2 separate regions of the Homo sapiens genome follow, and region 2 is linked to region 1. The links are chromatin loops, found by intact Hi-C in ENCODE. Cell type or tissue: GM12878. All regions are shown on one strand. Each heading gives the region's core, and the rest is flanking DNA. Links, peaks and the distances in the headings are about the cores only. Region 1 has its middle 400 kb from the start of NR2F2-AS1. Region 2 has its middle 430 kb from the start of LINC00924.

Region 1 (15,297 bases), core at 3,932-11,931:
ACATAGCAAACACACAAACAGTCTCCAACACTGTAAAATAGGCAAGGAAAGCTAGGGCAAAATATTAAGTATATAAATTATATACATACATATTTTTTGCGATACAGGCTGGGGAAGTGCTTGCTAGGCACTGTAGTTAAAATGAGCAATAAATACCAGGGCTAATGCTGCCAATGTCTTGTTGGGCATGGGTGGGGAGGGGGGGGTTCCATTCAATATAGTTTTGATTTTCCAGTCTGTGGTTCCAATTCACATTTTGGAAAATGAAATGGTTAGAATATTTCTTGCTGGTCTGTTATACATTTAAAACAGGTTTCAATGCTCTCTCTCTCTCTCTCACCATCAGGACTCATTTGAGGAGTCAGACATGTGAAAGAGAACATTGACTGCTTTTTAGGATCAGCCTCCTCTTCCACCCAAGATAAGGCTTTGCTGCAGAGGTCAAACAACTGTCCTTTCTCCTCCCCAGGACATTCCTGGGGAGGAGAAAGTGAAGGCACAACCTCACTGGTGCTGGAAAGCATTGCAACAGAAAGAAGTGGTTCACTTTCTCTAGGCATCATTCCACTTTCTGGGAAACACAAGCTTGAATTGGAGTACAGTAGTGACCTTGCATTGAAATAGCACACTCTGTAACCCTGTCACAGCCAAGGCAATGAAACGATGACAATTTCCCGTTTAACTTTTTATATTCCTATTTTGTTTTACTTTACAAATCTGGTGAGAAAACACCATCTTCCTTTAAATTCAGGTAAAAGAGATGTCACAGATTAAAAATGCAAATATTGGGGAAGACGCGTGCAAATGACAGAGACTTAGTGGGAAAGAGTGAGGGAGTAAAAGCCGGAGGACATCCTTCTGTGTGCTAGCTATTTACTCTGGATTTTTCCAGTCGCAAGAAGAAAATTACAACGTGTATAATGAATGCCAAATAGAAAATAAAGTCATTTTTATTTAACTTTGGGATGAAGGTAATCTTCGTATTTGTCTGCCAATGTGTCTTTGATTGTGTTTTATTTGGGCTAATGTTAATATGAATCAATGAGCTCTTAGAATTCATCGAACTCCCAACTCTCATTTTGCAGATGGAGAAGCAAAGTCAAGTTAGGGGAATTACGAGACTGGAGCTCCAACCCAGGGCGGTGGCTTCAGTCAGAGCTTTTTCCATGTGGACTGAGACAGCACACAAGGGCTCAAGCAGGGAATGCGACCTGGACACTCTGGGCAGGGCTTGGGAAATTTTTTTAGCTTGAATTTTAAATAAAACTTTAAATTTCAGATGCGACCAATGATACGAGCAGCAGGCTGTTAAGATCACAAACACGGGGCAGGAATGGTTCCCCGAGCGGTCAGTCCTCCACAGACATGCCTCTCTCTCGAGTGTTCCCCCAACTTGATGGTCTGTTACTCCAGGCTGCAGCAGAGGTTCATGGTGATATCCCTTCCCTGGCCACTTCCTGTAATTCTGCAATTTGGGCACAAGAGTCCCCTACATACCTGTGCATGCAGCCTTTCTGCCTGAGCACCTCACTCACGACAACATGCTTATATTTGTACAGCTCTGAGTACTTTCATAACTACTCCCTCATTTAAAAGTCATCAGAACAGCTGAGGGCAGACAAGGACACTGAGGCTCAGACATGGAACTTTACACTTAGAACTACCTTTCTGAGCTCTGTCCCTCAGCCTACTAACTTGAACAAATATCTTAAATAGTATGAGTTCAATAAAATGAAAAAAGACAAAGTTACCTCATTTACTACCACTAGTTCTAGAAAGGCAAATGTTATCAAGAATAATATTTTATATAAAGGCACGGATTTACAAAGTAGATAAATTTGAGAGCAGTGTATTGGACTGCAAGAGAAACCCAACTCCAAACCACCACACCTTTTAAAAAAAAACAGTCACCCCCCTCAAATTTTATCCAGTTAAGGGAAAAAAAATCTTAGTTTACTTACAACTTATGAGCACATTTGTTATGCGAATTGAAATATATCTGCTGGGGCCGGGCACGGTGGCTCATGCCTGTAATCCCAGAACTTTGGGAGGTGGATCACGAGGTCAGGAGTTTAAGACCAGCCTGACCAACATGGTGAAATTCCGTCTCTACTAAAAATACAAAAATTAGCCGGGCGTGGTGGCGCGCATGTAATCCCAGTTACTCAGGAGGCTGAGGCAGGAGAATCATTTGAACCTGGGAGGCAAATGTTGCAGTGAGCCAAGATCGTGCCACTGCATTCCAGCCTGGGCCACAGAGCAAGACTCCATCAAAAAAAAAAAAAAAAAAAGAAAGAAAGGAAAGAAATATATCTGCTGGGGTTTAAAGAAATAAAAAATTATTTTTTAAAAAATATATTGAGTACCTTTTACATAGCAGAGCCTGTGTTAGGTTTTTTGGTTAATGAGAAAATAAGTCACAGTCCCACCTGGGAGACTTCACGACCCATTTACTTGTCTCCATGAAGCCATGTACTAAAGCCGCTGTTGCAGAAATATCACAGGATGCAGATATTTACAATAAGGAAAGTCTCAGGGAAAAAAAAGGCTAATAATGAAGGTGACGTCAATGGCTAAATATTCATCTATAATTATCAAAGTCAGTTTGCGTAGGCGATATACCTGCTTATCGATATGAGATAAAGCACTTTTAAAAAAGCATATCAGAAAGCAAGTCGGTGTGAATGTTGTTGTTCTAGGAAAAGGTAATCTAATTTATAAAATCAGTAAGTTGCCCACAAACTGTAGCACTTTGTTTTATTAGTAACAAATGACGTAAGACACACCTCACAACCGAGGTTGGGGAACAGTTGCTCAGCAGCTGTGAAAGCCTGGGAATCTAACTGCAGTTTCACAATTTCACCTCCGGACCTGACTAGTCATTTCATTTTAAGATGGTTAAAATCTATAACACACACACACACAAACACAAACACAAACACACAAAATGATCTCTGTCCACTAGTTCCTATAGAAACACAGGAAATACTGCACCCAGAACTCACCTTCCCTAACACTCCAGACCTCTCCCCAGCCTTGCTGTTGACAGTTCACCTGTTAGGCTCATGAGGGGCTTGGAAAGGTCCACTGAGCTCACGATAAAAAGAGTTCAAAGTCCCACAGCATCTTTGTAGCCCACGAGCTACTGACAGTTCACACTGCTCCAAGCAAGGAGCAGGTATTGGAGCTGGGAATGGTGGGGCAACACCCAGCTCTCTGGGGGCAGGACTGGATTCTAAGCCCAGCCACAGGGAACAGACGAGGAGGGATGCTCAGAAATGGAAGCATCTTGGCTTTCCTCAGCTTTTCTGTTTCTGCTATTGATTACTAGGGTTAGAAGCAAACTGAAGAAGAAGAATAAAAACTATGTAAAGGCCTTTCCCAGTCCCAAGAAGATGAATGCCATCCTGAGAATCGAGGACGAGCATTTAAGGTGACTTTTTGCATGTGTATCATTGTTTTAAACTTGTATTGCAGGCCGGGCGCTGTGGCTCACACCTGTAATCTCAGCACTTTGGGAGGCTGAGGCTGGCGGATCACAAGTTCAGGAGTTCAAGACCAGCCTGGCCAACATGGTGAAATCCTGTCACTACAAAAAATACAAAAATTAGCTGGGCATGGTGGTGTGTGTCTGTAATCCCAGCTACTCGGAAGGCTGAGGCAGGAGAATAGCTTGAACCTGGGAGGCGGAGGTTGCAGTGAGCCGAGATCGTGCCACTGCACTCCAGCCTGGGTGACAGAGCAAGACTCGTTCTCAAAAAAAAAAAAAAAAAAAAGTTGTATTACATTTAATTGTATGGGATGTTGACCAAAACGTCCTTTTTCCTAAGGCTGTTTATATTAATAATCCTTTCAAAACCTAAAGTTGAAATTTAAATCTTTTCGATTTCCTTTTTGGTTATTTTTCCCCTTTCCTTCATTGCGGGAACTCACTGATTTATTATCTCCTGGATATTTCCTGGGCCCTGGTGACTTTATTCTGGGAACTAAGAGATAACCAGGTGGTCCTCAAACCTTTCTTCTTAAAGTTGATGCTTGTATCTACAAAAAAGAGAACTATCTAAGGAAAGAATTCACAGGGGTGTGGATATTAATGCTTTTGATGAGTAAATAAATCCAGCCTCACGAAATGCATTGCAACATTTTCAGTTCATTGTTTTTCCTGCTGTCTGTGTCATGATTGGATGCCCCTGTGCCAGATACATTGTGTTTACCAATTGATATATTGCAAATAGTCAATACGGAAAAGCAGAAATTATTGTATTACAGGAAATATAGTTTAGAATCATTTCTCTATATACATGCCACCTAATGGCCTAGCTATATAAAATAAAAGGTTATCAATCAGACACTCACTTTTCTATGATGATTTTGATTTTAAAAATAATCACAACACACTATACAAGATACCCCACACTAAGGAAATGTCATACAATTAGCATTGAACTCTTTCTACAAGCCAGCATTCCAATAGATAGGTTCTTCTGTTCTTGGTTTTGTTTTTAACCTAATACAGTTTTCCATTTGATTCTTTTCATAAGTGACTAGAGAATGCCAGGCTTTTTGTTTGTTTGTTTGTTTTTGTTTTTTGAAACGGACGCTTGCTCCGTTGCCCAGGCTGGAGTGCAGTGGCGTGATCTCAACTCACTGCAACCTCCACCTCCTGGGTTCAAGAGATTCTCCTGCTTCGGCCTCCCAAGTAGCTGGGATTACAGGCGTGTGCCACCAAGCCCAGCTAATTTTTGTATTTTTAATAGAGATGGGGTTTCCCCATGTTGGCCAGGCTGGTCTCAAACTCCTAACCTTAGGTGATCCACCCACCTCGGCCTCCCAAAGTGCTGGGATTACAGGCGTGAGCCACTGCGCCCGGCCAGAAAGCCGGATTTTAAATTCCCCTTTTCTTATGCCTGGTGTATTTGATAAAGGATATCTCCGATCGTCTCTGTCAACTATTCTTTCTCTGCAGCCTTCAACTTAGTAGGTAAGTCCTTCAGAAGCAAGTCACCTTCCTCCTCCCATTTCTACTCTGAGCATAGTTGAAGTCCAAAAGACTTACCCAAATGCCTCATGTTAGTTTAACCGGAGAGCTGCTCTGTCTCAGAGCTGGAGTCTGAGGGGGGGACCTAGTCAGCTGGAGTGGCCGGTAATCCAGCATTAAGTTTTGAGTTGTTTGCTCTCTTGTGGTGCAATTCTTTTATTCCAGCTTATTAAACTTTGCTGTGTACACAAATGCTTTCTGCAAGTGGGTTTTTTTTAAAAACCATGGAAAGAGATGGTCCATGGACCTGTCAATGTGAAACAGAGGGATGAGGCCCAGGAGGTGAGACGCCAGTAAGAGTGAACGGTTAAGAAAAGTCAGAACCAGGCCGGGCGCGGTGGCTCATGCCTATAATCCTAGCACGTTGGGAGGCCGAGACAGACAGCCTGAGCTCAGGAGTTCAAGACCATCCTGGGGAATATGGTAAAACCCTGTCTCCACTAAAATACAAAAAATTAGCCAGGTGTAGTGGTGCACGCCTGTAGTCCTAGCTACTTGGGAGGCTGAGGCAGGAGAATCACTTGAACCCAGGAGGCAGAGGTTTGCAGTGAGCCGAGATCACACCATTGCACTACAGCCTGGATAACAGAGCAAGGGTCTGTCTCCAAAGAAAAAAGAAAAGAAAAGAAAAGAAAAGTCAGAACCCCAGATCAGACTAGGTCAACAGACGTTAGAGAAAACCGAGGAGTCTCTGAGGTTTAGGGAGAGACACTGAGTTTCCCACTGTACATAAATAAAATGGAGGTTTTTACCCAAATACTTTTAAATTTTCAAGAAGGTCACTTTTAATTCACACATCAAAGATATAATATATGCAAGGCACTTAGCACAGAGCCTGGCCCATGGTATTATCTTAATAAATGGTGATGATGATGATGATGATGATGATTTTACATTCAAAGTGACAAAGGGTTTTCTATTTTCTCTCTTTATCATCAGCAAGTTTTAGCAATTGCAAGCAGTTATCACCGAAAAATAGTGTTGTTGGACACCAATTCGATTTTCTCGTACCTGCAAGTCTCATCAAGCTCCCAGAGCTTTTCTAAATGGGCTTTATTCTGTCTCTTCTGGGCACTCAGAAGCACTTGTCCTCAAGCTCCCTAGGACAGGAGCTGGAAAATAGGAGGGAAACATTGTCAAAGCCTAAATGTTATTTGGGGAGTAGTTGGCTTCTCACGTTTCACAGTGAATGGAAGGTACTTGATGGTACCTAGGCATGCGGCCTTGTGTGAATGTCTTCCTTATAGCAGAAATCCCATCCCATCCTACCTCTCCACACCCCAGAGAGAAAACAGGATCAAGGGAAGTCAGAGTTCGTTCCAAAGAGAATGACCTCCACCCCAAGTCTTATCACAAATATAAGCATCTTGTGAGCAAACTACTTTTCCTTCTGAATTTGAAAGACTCTCTAAGTGAGCTCATCTCTATCCAGAGAAAAGGCCAAGGTGTAAGAGAATAGATCCCCAAATCCTTCCTCAGTTGTTTTAGCCTATTTGTGCTGCTACACCAAAATAGCTGAAACTAGGTAATTTATAAAGCAGAGAAATGTATTTCTTGCTGTTCTGGAGGCTGGAAAGTCTAAGATCAAGGTGCCAGCAGGTTCAGTGCCTGGAGAGGACCCATCCTCTGCTTCCAAAACTGTACTTCGTCGCTACGTCCTCACATGGCAGAAGAGGCCAAAGTTGTGTCCTCGCATGATGGAAGGCTGAAGGGCAAAAGAAGATAGAGAGGGAGAACTCTCTCCCTCATCAAGTTCTTTTTGTAAGGACCTCTACTCTTATCCATGAAAGCAGAGCTCTCATATCCTAATCACCCCCTAAAGGCCCTACCTCTTAATACTACTGTTAAGTTAGAAATTAAGTTTCAACACGAATTTTGGAGGAGACACAAACATTCAAGCTATGTCATCAATGCCCATATCCAGACCAGGCAGTGAAAATAACTACCAAGATTTCTAATGGAGGAGTCACTACTTTCAGGTTCCCTGATGCCAGGTTCCATGACTTCCTTGGTCATGCCAACATATTGCAGGGAAACGCATCATTATTATAACGTAGCATTCCGTTGGCAACTTGATGTTAGCACTCAAACAATCCTTGTGTCCCCGTTAAGAATTTTCCCTCCAAAAGGCTGCAAACTCATGCATCCAAGTCATTATGATACATTATTGTAAAGCCTTGGGGGAATGGATGTGTGTCTGTGTGTATGTGCGTGCGTGCATGAATGTGTGTGAGTGCGCCTGTGTGAATGACGTAACTAGGAACCCTGCACTCGAAGACAAAATTTCAAATCACCTTTCATACACGGCACCCTATAACCACTCTAAAAAGTCAGCAACTCTAAATAAATGAGATTCAAAACCAGATAAAAATATAAGAATTATTAGCAAAAACTTGAAACCCATGTTTGTAAACCTGCATTCCCCTAAGAATGAGCAGCCAGAGGTTATTGAGGAGAATATTAAAAATAGAATGATGTTAGGTTATTGAAACGTATTTAAGTGTTCTAAAAATGTAAACACTAAGATTTAGAGGGCTGTGATTTATTGCTCTAGCTAAAAATCCGATAATACATCACGGCAGATGTGAACATGGTCATCAACTTTTGAAGGGTAAAAATGAGATACCTGTCCAGGATGTCTAGCAGTTCCCTCCCCTGGATCTTTTGTGTAGCTGTGTAGCTGAATAGAAATTTTCTCAGCATTCTTTTCCTCTGGAGAAAAGCAAAGAAGTTTCCTCTGTGGAGCACACACCCTGGACTTAGCACCAAACAAAGTGCTTTAAGTACATCTACTTTAGTAGGTGTAGATATTATGTATGATGTAGATATTAGTGGCTCCGTTTCCCAGGGCAGAAATCTGAGAATCAGAGAAGTTAAATAATAAGGCCGAAGTCACACAGCTAGTGGAGGAAAACTAGAATTCAGTTGTCAACTTTAAATTTTCAGTTTATTCCCTCCAGGCCCTTCTCAAATGTACAGGACTCAACACCAAGTTGATTTTTCGTAAGTCTCATCCTTGGTCAAATCTTAACCTTGCGGATTCTCAGACCGTATTGTGAATAATAGTTTCTTCTCCCTAAATAGCCTTTTAACCTCACCTCTAAGGGTGAAGAAGAGCTGCTAAAATAATTAAAATGATTCAGTCACAAGAGCCTGCCTGTTTCAAATGTTTTGAACAAACTTTTCTGTTCTGATCTCCCAGGGAAAGCCTCCACGTGATTTGCAAGCACCTTTAGAATAAGCTAAGCCACGTGGCTTTTAAGACAGTGCCTGGTTTAACAGCTAAACTTGCGGTGGAGGAGAGCTGACCACTTCCTATGCAACTGTGTGCAATTCTTATCAGGACAAGTCCAGCTGCTCTGGGCTAACTAGCTCCCCAAAAGTGATTCCCCCAGGCCCCAGCTAGGAGCAGCTAACATAAATGCAAAATGCACAACCCCTTCCCCCTTCACAGATAAAAGGCTGTGAAATATATAGGCCTCATTTTAATAGGGCCTCAGCTAGGTCTCTGTTTTTTGCACCCACAGCTAATTGAACGGGCAACTAGAGCAGACACAATTGGACACGTAGTTAAGGAACCACCTCACCACCTGGCTTGCACACATAATTAAATATTTGCACCTGCAATGGTAGTATGTGTGAAAGTTATCCCTGTAATTAGTTGTCGGGGTAGAAATACATGTAATTTTTAAAACCTTCTCTAATTCCAATAGTTATTTTTAAATAGATATTTTTTGTTGAAATAAAAGAACTCCTAACAAATTAGTGCTTTTAAAAGAAACTATTTCATATTGTGTTCTTTTCAGGTACTCCTCTAAAAATATAGCTTTCTACTGCTTCTATAGGCAACTGAATTGTAGGAGCATTGTTTGCATGTATTTTCAGTAGGTTTGGCATGTGATTAAGTCTACCTGCTTTTCATTCATTCATTTATGCATTTGCTCAATAAACACACTAAGTCCAGACTATGCCCTTGCTTTGAGGATACTAATATATTTAAAAGGGTACATCTGCCTACAGACTCATGAGTACGGGGTGAAATTTGGATTAATATTTTTATCAAATAATTACAATTTAATATTGTAAGTGTGTATCTCATACAAGAGATGAGGGTACATAGAAAAAAAATTTAACATAAAATTTTGAGTTGTTCCCCCTCTGTGGAACAATGGTATGTGTAAAGATTTTGACAATTACACAGGTTCTTTATTTGAGAAGATTCTACTGTTTCATTACCTGCAGATGTTGTTTAACAACATGAAAGAGTTGCCTATTTTTGACATGCTGTGTAACATATAACAATAAAAGATTTTAGTAAATAAGCATATTGCCGTACTATAGGACATGAAATGCCTCTTAGCACTGATGGGAAATAAAGTCCCTCTGCCTCTCCCCCAGGAGAGATAACACGCCAACGTTTTGGCAAACGCTTTCAGTACAGATGCATATTGTGTGTCTTTATCCATAATGGACACTTGTACTTTAATTTTTATCCCCCACATCCCTTCTATTATTGAAATGCTGAAACAAAATGTCCGCAGCTTTGAGAGTAAATCCGCAGCATTTAGATTTCACATGGATTGCTCCTCTTTTCTTCACTTTGTATTTGAACTGATGATTTCTTACCTCTAAGGACACGCTGTTTTGGCCACCACTTATCTTGTCTCCTGATAAGCTGGCCCATTTAGGGTTGTCCTAGAAAGGCTTTTTCAGTCCCGAATCTTATGATTATCACACACTGTGGAATTTTGATCTAAACATTGTGAGTGTTCAGAATATCGAAAAGTCACCAAGAAGCCCCACTCTCTCCAACAAGATGACCTGCAAGGGCGGCTTGATAGGAAAGCTGAGCCCAGCTCTCAGAGAATAAGCAGGGGTGTGGGGGCAGCCTGGGAGTTGGGATCAGCCTCTAGACCTTGAAGTGCAGCAGCTGTGCGTTGTCTTTGAGGCTGAGGATCAAGCAGAGAATATGAGATAGGCAAACGTTGGCTTAAACTTTCTTCTCTCTTTGATTGTCCTTGGACATCTGCCTCATCTCCTGTCAAGAATGTTTGGCAGCTGTTAGCTCAGAATAACACAGTTCTGCTGCCCCAGCCGCTACCCCAGTCTTCTAATACTTTAAGCCAACTAGTCTCCGTTATATGCCTGGCCTGATACACAACTATGCTAATGCCTTGAGCTAACTAGCTTTCTATCAAGCCATGGAAAACACAGGGAGAGAGTCTTTGGTTTATTTTCCTCACGTGCTAATTGGCTTTAATTGTTGGCCAATTGGATTTCAAGTTCAGAAAAGACTGGACTACACAAAGACAAGTGTTAACTTAAGACCGTGGGAGAAGCAAGCCAGCCCTTTTGGTCTTTAATGTAGTAGACTTTATGCAGATGCACATGTCTCCCGGCCGTGGGGGTCCAGGGGAGAATGCTGTGGGACCATCATGATGGTTTCTTAAAATCCGTAATTTTCCCCATAGGCCAAATACCAAGCACGGGGACCACCTAACCAGAAGTTGGGGGTGAATATATTTAGCATTTTTAGCACCCATTATACCTCATGTTTTTATTGTAATGACCTTCTCTCTGTCACTAAGAAACTATCATTGTGAGAAGAGAAAGTGCTGAGTTGCAAATATTTAAAATGGACATGTTTGTATCTAATCTGGGAGACTAATATGCCATGATAATAAAAATGTAGATTTATTTCACCCACAGTCCTAATGTCACATTCATGGGTATTCATGTACGGCAAAACAGAAGTGTCAGAACTGGTCCCCTGAATACCTGTGCTTTTCAAATAAAGTACAAACAAGTCACAGTAGTCAACTACAAGGGGCATCAGGACACTATATTATTAATAGCTTTGAATTATTTCCAATAATGGTCATAGGTTCGTTCTGGGGGCTGCTGTGACTTAGAATTGCCATCGATATGGGATGATATTACAGAATGGTGACTTACTGCCCATTCTCCCAAAGTGTCCCTCCAAGAGATTACCCCAGTGCTAATTCCCCAAATTCTCTTTTTCTATATTGGGCCTGAAATGTATCTACAAACACAAATGGTTCTACTGCTTTGATGGAATTGACCAGTCAGTCAGTCTAACACCTGTCAATTCGGTCACAGGGTTTTTGACATTTTTGACTGAATTGACCAGGTGCTAGACTAAACCCACCGGTTGATTTCATCAAAAATTGTCAAACCAGTTTTGTGATTGGACAAAGCCAGAATCAACACCCTCACTGGTATTCCTCCCTGTGCCTTGTTAACACCCTTGTTTCCTCATTTTTCTGGCTCTAGATGCCAAAACACCTTGAATTTACATATATCCATATGTACCTGTATATGTGAGGATCTCTTCTAATTAACCATTGTTAAATTTGTAATTTATAAATGGTATAGTGCATAGTAAATCATCCCTTTGTATAGCTCTAGTTCCAAATAAGATAATTTAATCACCTATTAATTTATTTCACTAGCACTTTTCATTTCTAGCCCTGACATAATAGAGAGTGTGGTAAGTGCAGAATCATCACTGCTTGGCAGGCCAGACAAATGATTCCAGGCTATGTGAAGTAGCTTCTGGAGAAAGCTTTTCTCTCTTCCACTGCCCTAAGACTTACCAAGTTCAGAAATAATTTTTTATGACCATTAGTCATTGCCTATCACCACCCTCCTCACTTCCCACAGGAATTTAAGAAGCGGGAGAGGAAACTCTGTCTATTTTATCCCCTGATCACTTCCGCATGCCTAGAATTGTGGCAGCACATTACATCTAGACCCTCGGCCATGGTTCTCAGAGATTTCTGGACTAGCAATGCTTATTATAATGGGTTAGGTCTGGAAGGCGCATGCTGGAATGTCTCCTTTCTCTCAACATTCTCAGCACTTTCCACCCAGCTGACTTGAATCATTTAGTCTACCCCACATTACATTTATGATGTTATCTTATCCTTTATTCATAGACTATAAATTCCCAGCAAAGGGATAGTACTGTGGTATAGTTCATCCTATGCCAACCACAGCACCTTATAAATAGTAGACAAGAAGAAACATCTATAGGCTTAAGAACATAGTCATTGATAAGTGAAAGAGCAGTATTCACTACTAACGATCAATGCAGCACATAGGATTCACCATAGAATAACTCCTAACACTTTATTGAATAACCCATATCCTTCTCAGGCAATCCAGTGTGGATGGGTCCAGTGAGAAAAAGGAACTGGCCAACATGAGATTAGAAAGGAGGCATAGTGTAATTCAGCGATGGGTTTAATTAGAACCCTAGACTTAGCATCCTTCACTGGCCGTAAGCAAAATGTTCTCAGAAACACGTCTGCAGCACGGTGGCTCATGCCTGTAATACCAGCACTTCGGGAGGCCGAGGTGGGCAGATAGCTTGAGCTCAGGAGTTCAAGACCAGCCTGGGCAACATGGCAAAACCCCATCTCTACAAACAAATACAAAAAAATTTAGCCAGGTGTGGTGGCACATACCTGTAGTCCCAGTTACTCGGGAGGCTGAGGTGGGAGGATCATTTGAGCCTGGGAGGCAGAGGTTGCAGTGAGTCGTGACTGTGGCACTGCACACAAGTCTGGGTGACAGAGTGAGACCCTGTCTCAAAAAAAAAAAGAAAAAAAGAAAAGAAACATACCTCAGTGTAATCACACACTCCCCAAAAGAAACCCAGGTTGTTTGAAAATGCACAGCATCTCTGACAAAGTAAGCACAGGGCAACTCCACCTGCAAAGCAGCCAATTCTCCGGAAGAGCGTTTGATGATCTCTTTCAGAGGATGATTGCTTTCCCCTCCCCCTCTCTGCACCCTGTCTGATTGTATCATTCCACAAGTCACCTGCAGATAGAGAGCTGGACACACTCACCACATCATTTTGATACTCCTCATGAGCTATAGACACAGCATTTCTAGTCTTTTCACAAGATCTGACACCTCTGTTTGTCACCCTCATTTTCCTTGAAGAGTGAAACCCTTCTGAAGAGCTAAATGATATTACGTGTGACACTTGGACAGAACATCAGTTTATGGCCCAGAAAACCATCCTCATTAGGTAAAATATGATCATTACCTCAAGCCTTGGGAAGATCTCCACTTGTATTTTCTCTTTCCAGTGGCTACCAAAAGCCAAAGTCATTACCTTTTTCTTCTTTTTTTATTTTCTTTCTTTCTTTTTGTTTTGAGACAAGATCTCACTCTATTGCATATGCTGGGGTGCAGTAGTGTGGTCACTCCTCACTGCAGCCTTGACCTCCCAGTTACAAGTGATCCTCCCACCTCAGTTTCCAAAGTAGCTAGGACTACACGTGTGCACCACCATGCCTGGCTAAATTTTCTGTTTTTGTAGAGACAAGGTTTTACCATGTTGCCCAGGCTGGTCTGAAACTCCTGCCTCGGCCTTCCATAGTGCTGGGATTATAGGTATGCACTACCATGCCCGGCCGAAGTCATTACCTTTCATGGTTTGTGCTGTTAAATCTTCTTTCCCCAAGCCACCTAAAATGATCTGAATCACAAGAGTACTTTGATTAGAAAATCTTGATTCTAGAGTTCTCAATCTGTGTTAATAAATAATAATTGCTAATGGTTGTAAAGCACTATCACCTGCCAGACCCTGTACTGAGGACATTGCATGGGTTACCCCATCTTGATCCTTCCAATACTCCTATTGAAAGTAGCTATGGTCTGAATGTTTGGGTCTCCTCAATATTGATGTGTTGAAATCCTAATTCCCAAGGTGATGGTATTTGAAGGTGTGGCCTTTGGGCTGGAGCCCTTATGAATAGGATTAGTTCCCTTAGAAAAGAGGCCTGAGGGAGCTTCTTTGCCCCTTCCACCAAGTGAGAACACAAAGAGAAGTTACCATCTGTGAGAAAGCTGGCTTTCACCATACACTAAATCTACCAGTGCCTTCATCTTGGACTTCCCAGCCTCCAGAACTGTGAAAAATAAATGTTTGTTGTTTATTAGTCACCCAGTCTAAAATATTCTGTAGCAGCCCAAATGGACTAAGGCAAAAGTGTTTTTCACCTCATTTCTTGTGTTCACTCCAGCACCATAGGCACCACCCACCACCATAACCATGGTCCTGTTTGCATGAAGGTCTAAGGATACAGATTATGGTGAGCACTGAACACTAGGAAGCCACAAAAAGCTCAGGGTCTTCTGCTTCAAGAATGAGCTGCGTTTTCCAAATAAAGTTGAGTAAAGCTCAGTGTCTAGTTCAAGAGGTACGGAAATGGGGCAGAGAAGTATGAACTTGGATATAAATTTGAATCTTCTTTTGGCTAAGGTTATGCCCTCAAGCAAGCCACTGACCCACTCTCATTTGGATTTTCTTTTAAACAATGGAATTCTTTATGTTGACATGTAACAGTGGAATATATATAAATGAGAACCAATGTTCCAGAGGATCATGCTCTATTGTTCCATGGCATTGTTCCTCTCTCTTTCTGTCACCATATATCTTTACCCAGTTGTGAAAATTCAGTCCAGGCTGCTTACAACCTAGGTCGCCTAGTGCCTGCCATAACCAGTACTCCATGTTTAAGGAATGAATTGTTCAAATAAAGGCACAGCATAAGACTGTTACCCTAAATGGGTGCTAAGAGGTTTCATTTCTTTATACTTCTGGTCCTGAACATGCTAGGAACATGCTCTTAATAGTTTATAATTCAAAAAGTGAAGATATTAATTCATCAATATAGAGGGACTGATATTTGATTCAGTTCAAAGAAGTTCATAATTGCCTTTTTATGGGCAGTTTGTAGCTCTGTATTTAAAATGCCTGAAGAGACTTCTAAATCTTTTTGTTTTTTTTGACTAAGTTACAAAATCAGCATCACTCCTTTCACGTTAAGCCAATAATACTTTTGAAGAGAAAGAAAAACAACCTTCAGAAGCTGAAAGTCACAGACGGTTCAGGGCTTCCAAATGCCAAGAAGTTTGCATTTGAGACACAATAATTTTTTGTTATTGTTTGCTTCATTGACCTATATCATGTAAAAGAAATGCAAAGGAATTGAAATACAAAAATTATCTTTCCATCCCAAAGTAGAAGCCAGCTCGGCAGCGCAGCTGTTTCAGGGCAAGACCTCTGTTCCACGCTTTCCTGACCTAGGGCTTCTGCCTCCTCTGTATCTGTTGCAAACGGCATCTTCTTGCAGGTGGGTCATTTTCCTTTGAAGACTGATGCTTGGAAGAGCAAGCACAAGACAAGACCACCCAGAGGTTTGCCTGGAGAAATACTA
Region 2 (15,297 bases), core at 3,796-11,795, 64 kb before region 1:
AGGTGGGGTGAGGAGGTTATAATTCTGTTTTGGACTGGAATTGATTCCTTTAAAAAATTATAACTAAGAACTGGCCCTCTAAAGATCAGTGAGCTGTAGAATGCTTTGATATAATTTTGGTCATAATCTCTAATGATACTGATTTACAGGGAAAAATATAACATCAGTCATTACAAGAAAGCCTGACTCTGGCTAAGAATAGTTCTAGGCTCATGATGGGATTAAGCAAGAAAGGAACTCTATGTACTTAAAAGTTGGATATAGCTTCATGGGAAATGACAAACACTTGGGAAAGGACAGAGAGAAGCAAATCCTTGGGGATGCAAAATAGGATCAATGAAATTCTTTGGTTCTACATTTTTAAAACCCCATGAGGAAAGTGGGTAGACAGCTGGTTCTTTAAAACATAGGCTGAACTTTTTTTCATCTAAGAAAGAAAAACTATACTTGCCCTTAATTTACCCTCAATAAATCCATAAATAGAATCATGCATGCCTTTTACTAAAGTACAACTGTCAATAAACATGTTAACATTTAAATTTCCATTTCTTGAATATCATTCTAATACAATAAACACATCAATCTAGTCAATGTTGTTTCCTGATCTGAACAAAAAGTATAAGAAAATAACGTGGATAGTAAAGATTTTTTTGAATAATAATAAAGTGTGTGCATTTGATAACTGCATGCCTATGTATATACTTTTCTTAAGAAGGATCACAGAAATACATTAAGAAATGTTGCAGTCAGTCACTATGATTTATTGAAAAGTTTCCCTTTACAGCTTGTATTGACTAACACTATCAGAGCATATGATATGCCTCTCTTTCAAAAGTGTTAACTCATGAAGTTTGTGTGGAGTTCAAAACAGTATTTCTCCTTTGATCAGCCCTACAAAATCCAACCCAAAAAGAAGCTCATAAAATAAATGAAAACATGAAGACAAGGACTGTATCTTCTTAGAGTAGGCAAAGATCTGCATAAGTAATGCATACACCTAAAAAGTGTTAGGAGGTTCTAATTCTATATTTTTGGTTAATATCTACATTCATGGGTTGCTATATTAACACACGCATCACTTCAACATACAACCGTTTGCCCCATGCTGATGCATGGAGGTTGTTCTTTGAAGAGTTTCTCTGTAGTCAGTTGACAACCCAGTCTCCCTTTCTCACGGAATTTGTAATATTCAGACACTCATACTTAGGAGTTTATCCAAATTCATTAACTCAATAAAAACATTCAAGAAACATTTATTGGGTACACATTATATAAAGCACACTGGATGAATTAATCTCTTAGATGACTTATACCTGCTTGTTTAACCAAATAAACTCACTGGAGGGATGTGTAAAAATGGTTCAACTAATTCCGCGTGTAGAAACAGTAATGTAATCAATACCTGAAGAGACCTAGATGTTTAATGTCAGTAGACATAATGATCTGGGAGTTTTACACAATGATCAAACAAGTTTTAGATTATTTGTTGTCATGAAGGCAACTGATAATGTGTCAATGAATCAACTGTACAGTGGGAACCTGGAAAGGAGACATTTGTTCCTGAATATGCCAGTGGTGACTGGGTGGGCATACATTAGTTCTTCTCTGATTTGACACGTCCCCCAACAAACTGTAAAACGTACTCTGATAGGCTTACACTGCCATATGGCAGGAGAAAACTGCCTCTCGTATTAAATGTCACCAACACGGAATATTTCTGTTATATAATAAAATATGCAAAGTATATAATGCATATTCTTTAGGTGAGATTATAATCACTGCCGGATTCATATTGTTTCTATCAGTTTCTAGAGTTCCTTTCTATTATAGTTGTTACTTTCACTCATTGCTTCAAATATTTATTGGCATATACCATGTTCCAGGCATTATATTAGAAGCTGGGGGCAGGAAGATGAGAAGAACATGGGAGAAAATGATACATTAGCAAATATCTCACCTAGTACGCTCCTTACTATACTGGAGATTCACACTTGATATTCTGGGAATGCAACTATGAGAAAGACAGCGTTAAGGAGAGCCAGAATGACTTCGTGTTTCCAATCGTCCTTTTAGAGGTAAGACTTGGTGAGCCCAGAATCAATCACTGGGTTGGAGTGTGGGAGAGAGGGAAGTGGACTGGCCCATCCTAGGTTCTTAACCAGATAGTCAGTGACCAACCTAGCTCTAGAATGTAGGCTTCAAACCCAAGTGTCATCATTTCAGGTTCAGTGTTATTGCTACTAAAAAACCATACAGATCCAAACTACTTAGAGTGAGCAGTGTTTTATCTATCAGATTTTGCATTTATCCAAAGTCTTCAGTGCCTTAATCCAAAATTATGTGAGAGCTTTGTCTTTCAATCTTCCTCCTGGGGTTTGTCTTTGTCTTTCAATCTTCCTTCTGGGGTTTTGCACAGGACCAGTCATAAAATATATGCTCAAAAAATGTTTGTTGAATGAATAAATGAATGAACTGCGTAATGCAGGCACAAAGCAAGTCTGTGAGAAGGTAGGTAGGTATGAAGATAGCGGAGAGGGAGATGTGGTTACGGTTGTCGTGCTTAGAAACACTTTTCAATCTCTCAAATTTTTCCAGAAATCCATATCTAAAGCTGATCCTTCAAGAGGTGTTATAATATTCACTTTTATTACTGTCACTCAAGATTATAATACACTCGTTGATTTTAACCCTTGTTATCTGCCAATCCCCATTTCCCAACTAAAAAATTAGAAGCTCTTCTCTTGTCAACTAGATATTAAATTCTAAACAATCACAAATAATACAGAAAAGTCAGCACCAAAATTCTGGCAGAAGCAAAACCACTGGTACCTACAGCTAAAAATGTGAAAGATAGGGCCAAAATCTAGATGATGATGATGACGAAGATGATGATGATGATGATGATGATGATGATGATGATGATATTATAAATAAAAAGACACTTTGACTCAAGTTTTTTCACTTTAGATCATGATATTTTGGGGTAGTCAAAACAACTGACACTTGCATACTTTTAGTATTATTTCAAAGAAGTCACAATTTCATGTCCTCATTTTCTTCTCCTTAACCCATTTGAAGAAATGATAAAACAACACCATCAAACTAAGTCCCGCAAAGAAAAAAAAACTTCTCTGGGAATCTTGTGCCTTCCTCATTTAGTCATGTTACAGATTGGGAATTGTCACTTGAAAAAACAGTAACTTTTTTTTTAGTATTGGTGTTATTGGCAATATATTTCATATCAATTAAAATTTTGATTGGTCTAAGTTTTTATTTTTTTAAAATTTTAAAAATAGCTGCTGAAGAGAACGTTACTTTTCCTCACTCTTCACATATTTGTGTTGTCAATAATATTCTTCCTTTTTATTTACTTAAAACACTTTGATAATGTTTCTAAAGACGCACAATATTTTTCTTATCCCTTACTCCTATGGGGAAACATGTTTAAATCTTCCAGCTAGAATTTCTTCAGCTCACTTAAAGAATTTCACCTTCTCAACACCCTTGCATTTAACTTAATGTTTTTCAGATTTCCAAACTCTATTACCACAATGCTATACAAATAACCATAGTTCAAGGGTCAGCAAAAGGGACCTATTAGGTGAAAGGTTGAATAACTTGAAAGAAAAGAGTTCCAATTTTAAGAAAGAGGTTTAGCAGGTTTGGGACCTCTTGTGTGCTGGCGCGACTCCATCCATTCTTATTTTGGCTCTCCATCACTAAGGTGTTAACTTTTTAGCTGCTGGGGATTTGAGCTTTATTAGGTTTTCTCCTTCCATTTACTTATTAAGCTTGAGGAAACATTACTTCATGGCCAAAACAATATTTCAGATTTTATGAATCAGCTTGCCTTAGGGAAAGATTGAGTTAAATTTGTACCCTAAATTTGTTCTCATATTTATAACCAAATTAATTCTGTAAACATGATTCTTAAAAAACACATTGAATCGTTCAGGTTAAAACAGATGTTACTCATCCATATTTAAAAAAAAAAAGCCCTCAAATGTGATTCTTTATGTGTCTACTCAGAAGGAGAAGGAAAGAAAACAAGCATATTCAAGGCAAACGAAGGACAGAGCCACAGTTTAATCACCACATTTAGATTCTTCTCTTCCTCTTCCTTCTTTCTTTGAGATTTCGACAAAGAGGAGAAAAAAATTTTGCTGAATCTGTTTTTAAAGACTAGATGTCTTGCCCATGACTTTGAATGGAAAATAACTAGCTAACAAGTTGTGAGAGAGCCACAGACTAAAAAGAGAAACAGGCGCGCAATAGGTTTTTACAGAGATGAGAACATGGAAATTTGGCACCGATAAATGTATTCACCCATTCATTCATCTATCTATTCATTAGGCAGTTATTAAGTGAGGCCCCCAAATGTGTAAGACACAGTGCCAGCTACAATAGGTGACAGGCTCTAAAGAAAGAGTCCTAGGAGATTGGGTGAATATAAGGTGAGAATTTATTTTACATGGTTGAGTCAAATGGACCCTAAAGTACAAAAAAAGTTTCTTATTTTTAGTTGTATAAACCAGGGCTGTAACAAGTATTACAGGACCACTATCTAGGTTAAAAAGAATGTAGAATGAGATTACCCAGGTTAAACCATGGCCTAGATATGTACATCCTGGGTTTGCACCCCCAGACGGTCATCAGCTCTGCCAATTTCTACTTGGGGTTAGAACAGGAGCAGCCAGTGGCCCCTCCGCAGCCTCACGATAATCCATGGGGCCATGACTAAGTTAGACAATTAAGTCATTGTCACCACTGGGTACATTTTCATAATACAGTTTAACAGTAGAGAAAGTTTCTCTCCACCCTACAAGCTGAATTTTCCTTTGACTAACCCCAGAGATACAGGATGGTGACACTGGGGTTCATTTTGTCCATCCAGAAGACACCTATTGTGTTCAGACTTTTAGAGAACATTCTGAGTTACACTTTACATGCCCTTTCTCACTTTATTTTCTCACTGTATTACAAATCCTTGTGTTTATGTCTGTCTCCCCTTTATAAGTACCACTTAGGTATATGGGCTTCTTTAGGGCAAATACACTGTCTTACTGCTTTTTTGATCCTTGAATCTTAGCACACAATAGTGAGAGAAGTTCAATATCTTTAACTGTATATGCCCCAGAGGAAGTAGACAGCAACTTTATAAAAGGTTTGGCCGTCTAAGGTAACTTCAGAATGGAGCGTGCCTTATGAGTATCAGACAGAAGCGGAGTGTTGGGGCCATGCCTGTTCAATGGAATCAGTGAAAATGCAGGTCTACGTTCTCTTGGTTATTCTAGATCTCATCAGTCCCCAGAAGGTGTGCGCTCAGCTTGTGCTTACCAGACATCACCAGGCTATTATGCAGATGGAAACCTGCTGGAACAGTGTTGGTCAAACACTTTTCTGAGAGGTCAGTCTAGGATCAGACGTCGGGGAGGTAAGATGAGAAAGACTGCAGTTTTTCCAGCACTATCTTCTCAGAGTGGCCAGGGCAAACCTGACTAATGGAGGAACTTCCAACAGTAGGCGTGGGCAGTCACTCCCCAAGAACCAAGCCCAGCATTTTAACCTTAACCACTGAAGAGGAAGGAGCAGCTATTACCAAATGTACAAGATGACCTTATATTTACCATGAATTATATTCCTGGGGAAGGCATTGTAGTTCAAAAGGAGGTGAGGATAATCTGATTTTCCCATGGAAGCAAGGCTTTAATGGGATTCTGTGTCGGTCCAAGGGTCTACTGCTTGAGGACTTACAGAAATGACAGCAAACACCACATTTAATTAAAAGCATAACACACCTGAGTGCTATAAGGTGCAAAGCTTTCCAAGGTGTGCGGAAGCTGTTTAACTGGGAGCGTAATAAGAAGTTCTTTAACTTTTATCCGATTGTATTTCTTTAAGAAAGCTCCTGCAGAGGATAATGGAAAAACATGGAATTTAAATAAAACATTCAAAGTTGACGATGGCAGAGAAGCTGTGCAAGACAAGCAGAGACAAAGGCATATCATGGTGCAGAAAACCCCAGCAATACCATAGGCACAATGCCCACTGCAAGAACTGCAAGTAGTGGCACAGATGCAGTTGGCCACACAGTTGATATGTAAATCACAGTCTTAAGCTTAAGAAAACCATAAATAAAAGCACAAATAATATTCATCAGTGAGAGCCCATGAACAAGAAATCCAGGCTCCCCAGTGCTCAAGTTAAAAGATCACTGTTGGCAGGGCACAGTGGCTCATGCCTGTAATCCCAGCACTTTGGGAGGCCACAGTGGGTGGATCACCTGAGGTCAGGAGTTTGAGACCAGTCTGACCAACGTGGTAAAACCCCATCTCTGCTAAAAATACAAAAAAATTAGCCTGGTGTGGTGGCGGGTGCAGATAATCCCAGCTACTCGGGAGGCTGGGGCAGGAGAATCACTTGAACCCAGGAGGCAGAGGTTGCAGTGAGTGGAGATCGCACCATTGCACTCCAGCCTGGGTGACAAGAGCAAGACTCTATCTCAGGCCAAAAAAAAAAAAAAAAAAGGAAAAAAAATCACTGTCTACTTTTTCCCTAAAAGAGAGAGAAAAAAAAGGGGGATGCACAAGAGGGGGAAGAAAGGAAGAAAAGGAAGGGAAGGAAAGAAAAAGGAAGGGAAGAAAATTAAAAGACCCTCTGGCTAAACATCCCAGGTTCCTACTTCCTAGCAAGGGTTTCTTTGCTAGAGTTTCAAAAGAAAGAGGTAAATGAAGTGTGGGGAGAACACAGAGGTGTCAGATACATTTCCATAAAGCTGTGTGTATTTTCAGAGTATTAAGCTTAATGTGGTGAGTGCAGTGAAACAGAAAAGAATTTCAGACTTTAGAGCTGTTAGTAAACAAAGCTAAACAAAAGATGAAAAAAATTTGCAAATGTGGTGAAGACAGTTGAAAGATGTCACATGTTTCTCTATCTCTAGTGTGGTTTCAAAATAGACTAAGAGGGCCAGGTGCGGTGGCTCATGCTTGTCATCCCAGCACTTTGGCCAGGGTGGATGCATCACTTGACGTCAGGTGTTGGAGACCAGCCTGGCCAACACAGCAAAACCCTGTCTCTACTAAAAACACAAAAATTAGCCAGGTGCAGTGGCGTGTGCCTGTAATCCTAGCTACTTGGGAGGCTGAGGCATGAGAATCACTTGAACCCAGGAGGCAGAGGTTGCAGTGAGCTGAGATCATGCCACTGCACTCCAGCTTGGAAACAGAACAAGAGTCTGTCTCAAAAACTAAAAATAAAATAAAAATTAAAAAAAGAATAGGAGCAGAGAGAGAGAGAGAATCAAATGGATGTTTCCTATAGATTCCAGTTGGATCAGGAATCAGGAAAGCCAATACAATTGAATCCTTCCTTTTAGATTAATAAATCAATATTTGTCCAAACTCTTTGAAACAGATGATGTTTTCCCATTAAATAAGTAGGACAAATTATAAATTATATGAGACAGTAAACATTCAAAAATAAATACAATACTATAATTTAATTTCTTAAGTATATTTTCCACTTAGGTTTAAATCGTGTGTCCTTATGTGTGTGATCTTTCCACCTCTGTCACTACTTTTATTCTAGTCTTTGGAGAGAAAGGAAACATCCCGTATGGATGCAGTCTGGCTTCTGAATCCAGAAGGCTCACATCAAGGATGATGCTGCTATATTGTTGTACCAGCATAAAAGAAGACATCCAGGTGGTGTTGGCAAAATTACGCAAGAGGTTAATTTCCTCTTCCTCCTGGACAGACAGCCAGTCTGCCTCTCTCTTCTTCCCTTGAAGTTGGCTGTGGCCATATGACAGTGATTAGACTAATAGAACTTAAGAAACGTGATGTCAGTCCTAGGCAGACATGGTCAACAGAATTTCAGACTTTGTATCTGTTAGTAAACAGAACTAAACAAAAGGTGAAAAAACTTTGCAAATGTGGTAAAGACAGTTGAAAGATGTCACACGTTTCTATATCCCCAGTGTGGTTTTAAAAAAGAGTAAGAGGGCCAGGCGTGGTGGCTCATGCTTGTCATCCCAGCATTTTGGGAGGCTAAGACGGGTGTATCACTTGAGGTCAGGTGTTCAGATTGTTCAGGAACAATCCTCCATGCCCTTTCTCCTGCAGCAGCCCTGGCACCTGCTGAAGAAGTGAGAGCCACATGCTGGAAAGCACCAGGGCCTCTGACAGACTTCTGGAAGGACACCACCTTGGAGAAAAGTCTACTTCAAACTTATGTGACTGACAAAGAAATCATATTGTATGAAGCCACTGACATGGGGAAGAATTGCTATTTACAATAGCCATGATCACCATAAACAAAGATAGTCACCCCAGCAATTCTCCTTGTCTTTTCCCCCTTTTTTACTACCAGAGGGTTTGGGTCCCTGGTGCACATAAACCTGACGAACTCCAAGCTACTGAGCCTCCTCACTGTTGCCAGGCACACACTCTCATGTCTGATGCCTGCCAGGTAGGCACTGCATGTGGCAAAATCACTTTTCATAGTCCTCACAGCATCCCCATGATTACCATGTTAAGATCAGTGAAATGAGATGAAGAGATACAACAGACTGTGTAGTACAGACCTCTAGGAGACACAATTCACATCTAAACAATGCCTTCTAAATTTGCTCAGTGTACAACCTGCACAACCAAATGTCAATTGCTAGGTAATGTCAAGAGGAAATCTCTTTATCTGCTGTGATATCTTTCCCATCTTCAGTTCCTAGCAATTGTTCTCCGCTTTCTCCTTCCTGAAATCTCTCACTCCTTGGGAAGTTTCTATCCTATTAAGGAGCCTTGTGGCACAACTTTCTTCCCACCATAAAGTCTATTTGCCGCTGGGTTGCTAGGGTCAGCTCTGCCATGCCATCTAAAAGCCTATAATTCACTGAAATGGAGTTTCTCATTTTTTCCATCCATTAAAATTAGTTTCTATTTATCTGAAGCAAAAATTTCAGTAGGGGATTTATTAATAACTCTCATCTAACCTAATAAAGATCTTTCAGATAAAGACTGTGGACCAAGCAGGAGGAAGGCACAACAAAAATTTTAAAAGTAGGCATGTTTCACTTAAATTATCAAAATTTTAAAAGAATGAAAAAATGAGACATGACTTATCTGTGTTAGCTCACTCCAATTTCTGAGGCAATCGACTTCCCCGTTATCTTCTACAGACTTGGCCTCTTACAAAGTTTCTGGAAATTTTCCCATTGGTCACAATTATCCTCAGTGTGTTAGGGCCATGCCTCATTGCAAATTTCTCCTACATGATATGAGGGTTAAGGGGGGAAAGACATCCCCTCCTGTAGGAAAAAACAAAATGTGTCAGCTTGGCATTTTATTTTAGGCATTGCTCAAATAAGAACTGTATATATTCCAACATAAGTTAAAAGGTTCTAGTTTATTTAATTGCTATGATTAGGAAGGTGTAGTTAAACAGAACCACACTAAGAGAGAGTATGCGTCATAAAAGGATCAGAAGGAATCCTATGCTGGGCCTCTGGCTGCTGGGAAGAGTCAGGGAACAGCAGCTCCCATCCAAATTCTCCAGCGCCACGCTCAGTGGCGGGAGATTGGAAAAATGACCGTTTGTCGACAGGCATCTGGAAAATGTATGCTTTGTTGTCAGAGATCACTAGAGATAACTGGATGGATCATCAAGGTTTCCACTAGGTGAAGTGCTCAGTGTTTAATAACAAAGGAAAAGGGAAATGCATGAGAAATATTAAGTGATCCTCTTACTTGGATATGACAAGGCTTTACATCAAGTTCTCGTTTAACTGTGTTAAGCAAGAAAGACACTGAAATATTTCTTTTTCCCTCTTCTTTGTTAACAAACTGACTGAACTGCTAACATTTACTGAACACTTACTAAGTGCCAAATGCTACACTAAGTTCTTGGTAATCATTATTTCATTTAATATCAGTCGATCAAACAATGTTTACTGAGAACTTACTATGGGAGAGGTAGGCAATAATGAAATGCAAAAGGGGAATAAAAGAAAGATGCAGTTCCAGCTCTCCCAAAGCTTGTCAATATAACTGGGGAAATAAGATGTATAAGCACACACATGGGAAGAAGTACACATTAATATATTACTGAGTGACAATGACTGGCAGGAGATGGAGGGAAAAACCTGGATGGATGGTTCTGGCCAGTATATAGAACCTTCCACATATGAGAACTTTGGAAAGAACAAAAGTAATCAGGTGTGAACGCAGTTGGGGAAACAGTGCTCCCCGCAGAAGGCTCAAATAATTATGGAAGGTCTTGAACACAAGTGAAAAAGCCAATGATTATCATTATGCTGCATAAATTCACAAACCTAGACCGTAACTTTCAACTTTTCACGTTTTCCCTTTTTCCCACACACAAATTTACCATATAATTTTTTTCAGTGATATATTGACTAATATATATACACACACACACACCAGGAGTATTTGTTTCCACATTTGGCTATTTCTAAATATAAAATGAATCAGATCACTGTCTATGTTTTCCTTTATTTTTAGCCTAATATACTACTTATCTGGAAATCTTGAATTTAAAAATATATATCCAATTTTTAAAAATCGCTAGATATTTGAGACCCCAATATAAATCTTTATGTCGTACGAGTCAGCTTGTCATGACAGTTTTTTATTTCACTTAAATGATGGTATGAGCCGGGGTGGAGCTGAGATTCCCATCACTATGTATATAATTAGGGAATAGGTGTGTGTTAGGTAAATACCTTATGTATATATGACTGAATTTCTAATTTGTTGTATAAAAACGAAAACTCTTACCTTGAGGGATAATTACTACAACTTCCCTGTGAGAATAAAATACCACCAAGCAGCATACCTCAGGGAATAAACCTGCATCACACTTTCATGAAATCTGCACACAATACGGGTCAGATGGTTAATGAAGCCATAAACTATACTATGTCTGAAGTACTAAACATCACCTTCTGCAGTTGGCCTCTGTGGTTAAGAGAGCGGAAGATGTTTATTACCAGAAGCCACCCCTCTCGCCTTGGAAGGCACATTCAGAGCCAGCTCTTTGTAAATAAACATACAACCTTTGCAAAGGTAATTTAAGGCTGTGCCTTAAAGAAGATCCTAAGAATGCAGGCGAGAGAGAAGGAAGATAAAAAATCTCATGAATAAAGTCGAAGGCTGCAGGCTAAGGTGGTTATTAAGTCCCAAGCTGTTTTTCCTTCACTTTTCCTCACCACTGAAATAAAAACAATTATTGCTATGATGCTCTAAAATTAGAACACATTTGTCGTTTTTAATGGCAGCTACACTCAACTTGAGCTCGGCAGTAAAAGCAGAGAGGCAAAGAAAACACTTGTGCCCTGGGCCTGCCCTCTCCGGGTGTGGCAGCCTAGGGGGAGAAGTATCAGCCCACCTGAGTCTGGGTTTGTGCAGAAACTTCCCTGGCGGAAAAGGCGTCGTAAAAGGGGTTTAAGAAATCCCACTGGATGCTTTCCCAGAGCCTTGGTGTTACGGCGCTCAGCTCCAATGCACAGACTGCGCTACGAAGGCGCCCTGCGCAGGGATTGGCTGCAGCACCCAGGTAGGTGAGCTCCATTATTCTGGGTGCCACCTTCTAGAGAACTCTGGAAGGCTAAACAAGCTCATCTCCTGCCTTTCTCTACAGCTACGCGGAAAGACTTGCCTAAATAATGAATTACTAACGACCGAAAGCCTTTGTATTACTTTAAGGGGAAAAAGTCACAATTTGTGACTGGAGTTAGATTACCAATGTGAAATGGCCATTTGCGGCTTTTATTCCGAAAATGGAAGTGATTCAACCTCCTCCAATCCATGTTTTCTTCCATTTATTTAGGCATCTCAGCCAAAAAAGGTTTGGCTGATCCCCTTAATTACTGAGATAATTGCCTTAATTCTTTCTTCACTTTACTAATGTAGCTCCAGCTTTGAATCTTAAGCTTTATCCATTAAATCCTTGTAATTGAGAAAAAAAAAAAGAAAACTGGGTTTGACCTGATGAATCCTAAACGTTTTAACAATGTGTTGAAGAGCCAAAAGAAAGATGATAGATAGACAGATAGAGATAATTTAATCATATACTTGAAGTAAAAATAGATTTTCAAGGCAGAAATATTTTCACACATCTCCCAACACAAGATTTGAGATTGCTCAAATAAGAAAATTCATTTTCTATCAAGTAAATCTTTGATTGTAATTACAAATAATTCAGAATTCCACCCAGGGTATGTGTGGGGGGTGTGTGTGTGTGTGTGAAAGCTTAGGCTGAGGGATGTGGGTTATGAGAATCGAGAGCTGTGGTTTTACATCGTCCCTGTGTTTTGCACGTATTTGTGGATCACAAGTCTTCCTTGGCTGTGAATTCTCATTCACTCTCCTGCCTTCTACCATCATGCAGCGAAGGCTGTTCCAGCCAGGGATGCTGAGAGACAGGGGTCATCCTCTATTCTATCAGCCCACTAGCCTCCCCTCCTTTTCAGAATAAAGTAGCAAACTGCTGGCTTTTAGTGTGGCCCCTGTGGCAATTCTGAGAAAAGGACCAGCTTTCGTTTTAATGTGATTGTAAAATGTCTAGAGATGCTTAGCTATAAGGCACTATAAAAGTTTAAGATATTATTGTTAAAAGGACACAGTAAGGCTATTCATGGCAAAGGTTCATCCGAGTGCAAAAGCACAGGGGCTGAACAAGTAGGAGGAGAATTCAGGAAGGTTTCTGTTGTTGTTGATGATGTTTTTATTTTCATTTCCAAGCCTTTCTGTCAACAATTTTACAGGCTACAGCTATCTGAGGTGCTACAAATGGGGGCTTTACATCAGCTTTTCTTTGTACAGGAAAATTGTAATTTAATTGAACTGAAAAGCCTAGAAGTATACATCATCCACAGAATAAGCAAAGGTTGCAAGGTGAATTTATTAAGCCACAGATAAAACATCATGTTCCTTATTCTGGCCCTCAATTCTTTCTGACTTTGCTTCATTCCTTAGACATGCTGTTTTGGTGATTGCAAATGCTTTTTAGACCACATCTTTGCAAATATCTATATGATGTGAACCCTGGCAGCTTGGCATTCCATGACACTTCCTTCTATCTTAAAAACACTGCCTCAACACAGTGCTTCTGAATTTGCTACAGCAGTGGGGTAGAGAGGAGAGAAGAGAATATTGGCTCTTCTGTACTTTCACCTTCCAGTAGAACACATGGGCTCCCCTTGCATTTCTTTGGCCAAAGCAAATCGCACAGCCATGGGTGACTTTCAGTAAAATCCTTTTGTATGGTTGGGCAGAGGAAGAGAACCAGGAACATCACTGAGCAACAGGAACAACTACTATGGGAGGCCACACAGAAGAGGGAAGAACAAGGCAGATACAGAACAGACATAGATGAAACCCTGTGCAAAGACCCTGCGTGGGGATGGAGCATGGAAAGGATTGTAAACCATGACAGGAAATAGGTTTGGAATGGCAGGTAGAAGTCAGATGGTGCAGTGTCCATTACACTATGTTCCCTACGTTTAGCAAATATTCAGTAAATATCCACAATGTGCCCACTGTTATTCTAGTTACTTCATTCAATATAGCACTTGATCCTCACCAATCAAATTCCACATTTTATTAAATCTAAGATCCCATCCACCGTAAATCAAACCCTTAGTGTATGTATTATTAGGCAAGAAAAGAAAAAAGGAAAAACCACTGCCAATGAAACTATGGAAATACACTTTCTTACCACTTAGAATGCTTATGTTATACTTGAGAAGGCTCTTATAAGACCCGAGTATTTCTGTCATCTATCATTCTTGTGTATGTATATGTGTGTGTGTGTGCTTGCCTATATATGCAAAATAAATGACTTAAGAAATTCCTAATACTTTTTTACATTCAGAGCATGACTGTACTGAATCACTTATTTACTCCAAATCATTGATGTCAGTGTCGGAGTCTTCACTTCCAGTATTGCACTCTATGCCGTCACAGGGCAAATGCCAAAACTGGGGTTCAGCCCAGGAAGCCACACGGGTTCTTGGCTTTGCACGGGAAGAAATTCAAGCAGGAGCCCACAGAGTAAAGTGAAGACAAGTTTAATAGATTAAAGGAATACAAGGGTGGCCACTCCATAGCAGACAGCCCCAAGGGCTGCTGGCTATTTTTATGGTTATTTCTTGATCGTATGCTAAACAAAGGGTGAATTATTTGTAAGTTTTCCAGGAACGGAGCTGGGAATTCTGGGAACTGAGAGTTCCTCTCCCTTTCAGACCATATAGGGTAACTTACTGTGTCCGGAGTTGGCTCCTTCCAGTGGGTTCGTGGTCTCGCTGACTTCAAGAATGAAGCCACAGACCCTTGCAGTGAGTGTTACAGCTCTTAAAGGTGGTGTGGACCCAAAGAGTGAGCAGCAGTTAAGATTTGTTGTGAAGAGCAAAAGAACAAAACTTCTACGGTGTGGAAGTAGACCCGGGCAGGTTGCGCTGCTGGCTGTGGGGAGGGGGGAGTGGCCAGCTTCTTTTATTCCCTGGCTTTGTCCCCGCCCATGTCCTGCTGATTGGTCCATTTTACAGAGCGCTGACTGGTGCGTTTTACAATCCTCTTGTAAGACAGAAAAGTTCTCCAAGTCCCCACTCTACCCAGGAAGTCCAGCTGGCTTCACCTCTCATTACAGATGTTGCCATGGCATTTGTAAGCTGTCATTACACTGGTGCCAGTTTCCTTTCATATCCTAATGTATTATAATTAGCACATAATGAGCAAAGAGAACAACCAGCGGTGGCTGTCATCACCATCTTGGTTTTGGCAGGTTTGGCCACTTCTTTACTGCATCCTGTTTTATCAGCAGAGTCTTTGTGACCTGTATATTGTGAAACCAGGCCTGCCGAATACCTATCTCAATGCCATAAAGGGAGATGGTGATGAACTCTTTTAAGAAAATAACTATGCACCACCAGTGCTGGACTCCCAGGCCAGCTCTGCAGTAATGAAGACGCAGCCTGCTCTTGACTCCCACTTCAGGAATGTTGCTAAGCATGCTTGATTTGTCATCTCACCCTACTCTCTCTCCCTACCTATTTGGTTTCTAATAATTAGAAGGGAGCTCACTATAGTTTCTGACATTTTTTTCCAAGTCATTAACAATCATTCTGCTAGTTTTGAGGCTGAAGATTTTGATGTTTACACATCTGCAAGCTGAGGCAATTAGACCACAACTGCCACCTGGAAAGCCATGATTATAAGATACCTTCTATGGTAGGGCACAGTCTGCTTTCAAGATTGTTAAAATGTGAGAAAATACTAGAAT

What was found. Hi-C counts contacts between places; a loop is a spot of excess contacts. Peaks named below come from ENCODE experiments on the same cell type or tissue, not always from the same donor. Only the 100,000 strongest peaks of a DNase experiment are listed, where the experiment ranks them.
Region 2: a loop joins it to region 1, with 8 times the contacts of the local background. A loop is called at or near these places in 3 of 110 quality-filtered maps.

What each region holds. Positions count from the first base shown.
Region 1 is chr15:95,921,160-95,936,456 of GRCh38, forward strand. No RefSeq gene overlaps it. Among named protein-coding and RNA genes, the nearest start is that of NR2F2-AS1, 400 kb to the right of the region's middle. RefSeq lists a cis regulatory region at 9,875-9,988. In GM12878, for the core only: no CTCF peak of the experiment used is centred there; a DNase peak (open chromatin) is centred at 8,342.
Region 2 is chr15:95,857,710-95,873,006 of GRCh38, forward strand. No RefSeq gene overlaps it. Among named protein-coding and RNA genes, the nearest start is that of LINC00924, 430 kb to the left of the region's middle. RefSeq lists an enhancer at 6,723-6,982. In GM12878, for the core only: no CTCF peak of the experiment used is centred there; a DNase peak (open chromatin) is centred at 6,892.